Regions from separate parts of the Mus musculus genome. Here region 2 is linked to region 1. The links are chromatin loops, found by intact Hi-C in ENCODE. Cell type or tissue: gastrocnemius. All regions are shown on one strand. Links, peaks and the distances in the headings refer to the core of each region. The heading gives the core; the rest is flanking DNA. Region 1 overlaps Rrp15 (ribosomal RNA processing 15 homolog (S. cerevisiae)). Region 2 holds the start of Lyplal1 (lysophospholipase-like 1).

Evidence for each region. Peaks named below come from ENCODE experiments on the same cell type or tissue, not always from the same donor. Only the 100,000 strongest peaks of a DNase experiment are listed, where the experiment ranks them.
Region 2: a loop joins it to region 1, with 2.5 times the contacts of the local background. A loop is called at or near these places in 2 of 42 quality-filtered maps.

Annotation. Positions count from the first base shown.
Region 1 is chr1:186,720,737-186,723,647 of GRCm38, forward strand. It overlaps Rrp15 (ribosomal RNA processing 15 homolog (S. cerevisiae)), which reads right to left. Exons shown (of 5, transcript NM_026041.2): 5 at 350-810. The coding sequence ends at 667. Among named protein-coding and RNA genes, the nearest start is that of Tgfb2, 16 kb to the left of the region's middle. In gastrocnemius, for the core only: a CTCF peak has its summit at 1,413; DNase peaks (open chromatin) are centred at 629, 1,409 and 1,762.
Region 2 is chr1:186,115,739-186,118,649 of GRCm38, forward strand. Lyplal1 (lysophospholipase-like 1) reads right to left here and starts at 1,572. Exons shown (of 5, transcript NM_146106.2): 1 at 1,419-1,572. The coding sequence starts at 1,512. In gastrocnemius, for the core only: no CTCF peak of the experiment used is centred there; a DNase peak (open chromatin) is centred at 1,592; H3K4me3 peaks cover 1,201 bases; H3K27ac peaks cover 1,632 bases.

The DNA of each region.
Region 1 (2,911 bases), core at 124-2,623:
CCAACCCAGGGGCAGGGTTGGGCCTCAGTGTAGAGCAGATCCAAGTGTGTGCCATGGGTGGTCGCAGGGCTCCCTTCATGGAAAGATGGAGAGAGACGGGTCCTTCTCATGAGAGCGCGTCACGCTCAATACCTACTTCCCTTACAGACTTGGTAACTGGAGCCAAGTTTCACAGAAATAGTGGAGGAAATCACACAGCTTCACTGGTTTTCTAGAACTAAAATAGAAAAGATAACAATTTGAAATTTTATGTACCTTTTTCTTAAAGGCTTAGCCACACAAACCAACGGCACCAATCACCCACCCTCCGTGACAGACAGATCTATGGATCTGAGCAGGGAAGCAGAGATTTCATATCAAATTCACTTTAATTATAAATGGGACCGCACTTTAGAAACCCTGATGGATGATGGGCATGTGTCCACAGCAAAGGATCCTAGAAAATTGCAGTTTACTGCTCAAGAAAAAAAATATTTCTCTGTACAAATATTTTAGAAAAACAGGTTAAATTTCTGTAAGAATTAAAAATACAGCTTTAATACAGTCTGCACCTGAGGAACCCTAGAGCACAGGTTCTCAGGAAGTCCTAGCATTTGGCAGATGGCCATGCGCAGGCTCCCAACCGTCGGGTCATTTGCAGCGGAGCTGGATGCTCCCGTCTGCCGCTCAACGGCTGGCTGCGGCCTCTGCCCTGCCACCAGCAGGCTCCTCGCCCTCGCTCTCCTTGTCCCAGTCCTTCATGCTGGCTCCCATCATGAAATCATCTCGCAGAATCTTCCACCCTGGGCTCTCTTCTGATTTCACTTCAGTCTAAGAAAAATCACAGAACCAAAACATTCACAAATCAATTTAACCATAAAGAAAATTTAAAAATTATATACTTCAAAACAAACTTTTCAATATGTACTTTGAAATGAGATAAAACCAAAATAATATAAAATTGATTTTATATTCTGTGCTCATGTATATACAAATACAGAGTAAAGAAAAAATTTCAATTCTACCAATGAAACATAAAAGCAAAATAATTTAGAGTTGGGGAAAATACAGATTTGGCATCACTTTTAAAAATATTTGGACAACATTAATTAACCTTTGGTGGTACCTTATTAGAAAATCCTTGGCAGTGACTTTAATGGAGCCTAAAGTTTAACCCCAAGCGCACTGAAGCGAGAAGCTAACTGGCACTGTGCAGCTGCTTGAGACAGTGCCTCTTCCAGAGTCTGTAGCAGCGCGGACATACAAGGTCTCACTGCCTGACACAGTCACGGAGTCGGGAACTAATAAAGCCCAGGAGTTAGAAGTAACTGAAGCAAGCAACAAACTCAGGAGACAAGTCATTCCACGCAGCCACGGGGTAAGACCTGGAGCTAAGGACACACGCCTTCCTTTGTGGAACAACAGCACCACCGTGTGGCAGTCGTGTGTACTGCAACACTGACGTGACCAAAACCAAGTCCTGTTCTCACAACCACAGGTAGTCTGCAAATCTATCCCATCTGGGGGCTGTGTCTATGTAGCAAGCATTTTTTAAAAAGACACCAAAATGTCCGCAAGGTTTCACAAGCTAATTACATAACTGTGCTACAGCTTGTTTATTTTTTAGGAACCTATTTATGTATTAAGAGGAAAAATGGACCGCTTCTGCCTTTGTGGGATAAAAAACTAAATCACAGCTTGCACCCAGAACAGCCGGGAGCCAGGGAGGCAGACAACTGCATAGACTGGGAGCTGACTTAGTAGTTCACGTATCGACACCGGCTGCAGTGGAACCAGCACTGGGGACTAGAAACACTCGTGTGGTGTGAGACCACGACAGTGGAATGCTTGTCAGGTGAGTGGCCGGGCCCTGTTCCCCACTGACTGCTGGACTCTCTGGAGCGGAAGCTCCACAGCTATTCCAGGTTTTCTGACTCAACCCCATGCTCTTGCTGGCACTCAGGACCAACAATTACAGCAGGCTGGCCAACTTAACTGCTCAAAGCTTTTGATTAAAGTAGTAATTTGAAATAGGGTCTCATACTGCAAACCATGTTAGACTACGACTCATTACTGTATGTTGCCCAAGCTGGACTTCAACGCGCAGCAATTCTGCCTTAGCCTCCTGAGTGCTGGGATTATAAAAATGAGCCATCATGACCTGGTTTCAATTCAGTTTTTTTTGGTTTGGGTTTTAAATTTATCAACAATACAATTTAGAATTATAAAAGGCAGTGAAACAAGATTGCTCAGTCTTTGAGAATCAGGAACAATAAATAGATTGGTACTCCAGATAGTCTGAGGGCTTTCGAAATTATGACAGTTTAAGCATACTTCATAGTCTGTAATTTGAATAGCTAAAATTCTTGTTTAAATAAAATACAGCAGGTTTGGCCTAATGGACTAGGCAAGGAACTCTCAGCCTGGAATTCAGGTTCACTTTGGTTTTAAAGCACCCATTAGACATCAAGGATGGCCAACCTGGAGTGAAGCTGAGGAGAAGGGAGGCAGGTGAGAAGGTAAAACTGAGACAATCACACAGGAAAACAGACAGACAATAGAAGACAGTGTGAAGTAGAACCCGTTCAGGAGGCTCCTTAACTGCAGTGCAGAAGAGACAGCCAAGGGAGAAGAAAGTCTCCAGGCTCAGCGTGAAGGAAAGTTCCAGAACAACCTCATGCCAGGCCTATGGAATGCAGTACAGCAGTGACTTCACAGGGCACAAGCAGGCAGAAGATCCCATCACCAAGCCACAACCTTCCTGCCAGCACTGACACAACCAGTAAGAGTGAATGGAGACACGGTACAAGAACCAGGACACTCGGGTGCTAGCTAATATGGGAGCAACCTCGGATGGCACAGCAATGCATTTAAATAGCAGAATGGTCACAGGGACACCCTGAGGGGCGATGGATCCCCGCAGAGAATGGAG
Region 2 (2,911 bases), core at 309-2,808, 600 kb before region 1:
CACACGCATGCGCGTGCGCGCGCACACACACACACAGACAATACACACAAATGAATAAAATACATACAGAATAGGTGACTCTGTTTTCAGACATACATTATAGGTTATAAAAATGTCAGTAATTTGAAATAGAAAAATAGGAAGCACTAAGCAAGGTGGTCCAGATGGGGGGAAAAGAACAAACTCTAGTTCTTTCTAAAGACACTGAATTAATTACGAGAAGGAATTACTATGTGGGAATTTTGGATGCTCATCACTGAATTCTCTTGGGTGCTGGATTATTAGGCAGCTAGCTATAAAGGTGTAAGTCTCGTGCCAGGCCTTTCCCTTTACACAACTTTTATTACTCTATTTCTAGAATGATACACCATAGTTGAGGGTTTCCCTCCCCCTCCCCCCAGAATATTAATTCCAAGTCAGACATTTGGATTCAAACCCAGCCTCACTACTCCTTAAGCAACAGCAAGAAAGCGTTTCTAGTCCCGTTTTGTTTTTTTTTTGTTTTGTTTTTTTTTTTCAAAATGGAGGGAACACTCCAATCCCGTCGTGTTCTAGTCCCCTAAGCCTACACAGGCCTCAGCATAACGCAGTGCTCCTGAAAAGCTCTGACAAGCCCTTCATTCACAATGTCCAACCCCATTTTTTTTTCTTTCCTTACTATTCTCTTGGCAGTAGCCCATGCACCATCTTGTGATCTCCTATCCACTGCTGACTCAAATTAATTGAATTGTTTTTGTTTTTAAATTTAGGTAGGCCCCTTGAGGACACCGCCTGGATCTCATTTCTTAAATTAAAAAAAAAAAAAAAATTTTTTTTTTTTCCTTTCCTGAGAACTTACCCCGGGCCAACCAAGCACAGTGAGCAAGGATTAAGTCGGTGATTCTTGTGTTTTCCTCTAAGGGTGCTCCCTAAATGAAGCGGACTTTATACTTACCTCGAAGGTTTTACAAGAGGGCATAGGGGAAACCAGGGTGGTGGACCATCAAAAAAGACAGGTGGGAGGCGCAGGGGAAACCCGCTGGTGGTGCTAAGCATACACTTACACAGTGTAAATATGATCCAAAAACGTCTCTATGACACCGGCAAGGCAGACAACAGCTTAGGACCTGCAATAGGGGTGTGTGGTGGGGTATGTATGTCAGATCACTGCTGGTCGACCCTGAAACAGTGGTTAATCCACGTGCCTGGAGACTTACACCGATATGGTGCTATGACTGAACTTGGGGTTAGGTAAGGACTGCCGTTCGACCATGCTGTGGGTGCACGGGTCAAGCACACCAGCGAAGGAAGGAAGAGGATGAAGATGAGTGCTATACAGAAAGAGGAGCCCTCGGGCGACCCTGGGCGCTGGGGGACCGAGAAGAGGGTGCTTCCCCTACTGTAGCGAGCGGGTCGGAGACCACGAGACTGTAATGCACCTGAGCCGTGCAGGAAGATCAGCGAGGCACTGTGTCTCCCGGTCGGGGACACCACACAACGCGGCAGGTGAACAGCGCTGGGCACAGCAGCCATGGCGGAGGAGAGATGGCAAGGCGCGCGGCCACGTCCCTAGCGTCACGGGGCCGCGCGCGCAGGCAAGCAGCACCAGCATGGGTGTGCGCATGCGCCGTGCCTGGCGCCCCGCCCCTAAATCTGACGAAGGAGTGCTCAGCTCTGGATTCTGCTGAGGAATGCTTTCCTTAGGTCAGGTTCCTCCATTGTAATGACTGAGAATAAACTTTAGTCCCGAGAATTTGCTGCAGGTTTTAAACTGCAGTTCTAAAGCTCAGGATCACCCAGTTTGGGAAATATTACTGTCTTTAAATTTTTACAGATATAACCATATTTTATATAACCATCCGCTTTGGGGCTTGCACCAGATGTTCGTAGCTTTTTGCACACAGGGTGACCCAGCCATATAATAATTTCTTTTGTATGTGTGTGTGTCTTTGTCTTTTTTCTAATAGTTAACAGATAGATCTAATTTAATGAGCTAGGACTTCACATTCTTTGGCATGGCTGTTAGCAAAACTGTGGGCAATGATTAGTGGAAATGATTACAAGCTGGAGATGGTTGTGCGTGGCTGATGGCAGCAGGAAGTAACATGAAAATAAGTGTGGGATTAAATGACCCACAACTTCAATTTCTGGATACATCCCCTTCCTAAAAAGAACAAATCAGGCACTTAGATAGAGGCTCCTACATCACTATCTGCGGTGGTATTTACAGACCGCAAAGGATAAAACAACCCCCATGCCATCTCCACGCGGATGGACAGGATACATGGTATGCGTGTACCAGTAAGTACCGTCACTGCTAACAAAGACAGAATTCCCATCCCAGTACAAAATAGACTAGCTTGTGTTGTAATCATAAAAAGATAAAGAGCTATAACAATATGTTCTGGCAGGGTGTGGGGGAAGGATATGTCTCAGCGGGCCCATGCCAAGGCAGTCCTTTCCCCTGTATAGAACAGAGCTTATTCAGGGCATGGGGAGAGGAGTTAAGAGTGTAGAAGAGGCAGAGAGAGGCAGGGAGTAGAGAAGCAGAGGCCCGCCATGAGCACGTGTAGAGAGGGGTGAGGGGAATGGGGCAAGAGGCAAGGGAGAGAGAAGCAGAAGTAAGAGAACACGAGAGGCAGGAGAGGGAGAAGGGGCCAAGCAGCCCCTTTTGTAGTGAGTCGGCCTACCTGGCTATTGCCAGGTAACTGTGGGGATGGAATCCATACAGAATACCAATAGCTTTGAAAACACTGTGTTGGTTAAAAGAGACAGATAGAAAAGGAGAAACTAACTGACTCCATCCAGACAGGCAGTAAAAGAAGGCTTTCCTTACAAGGGCCAACTCACTATAAAAGCCACAACAGGAAGGTAATAGGGACTGGAGTCCTACCTGCAGGCTAGGCTTGGCTTCTTACCTGGAACTTGACCC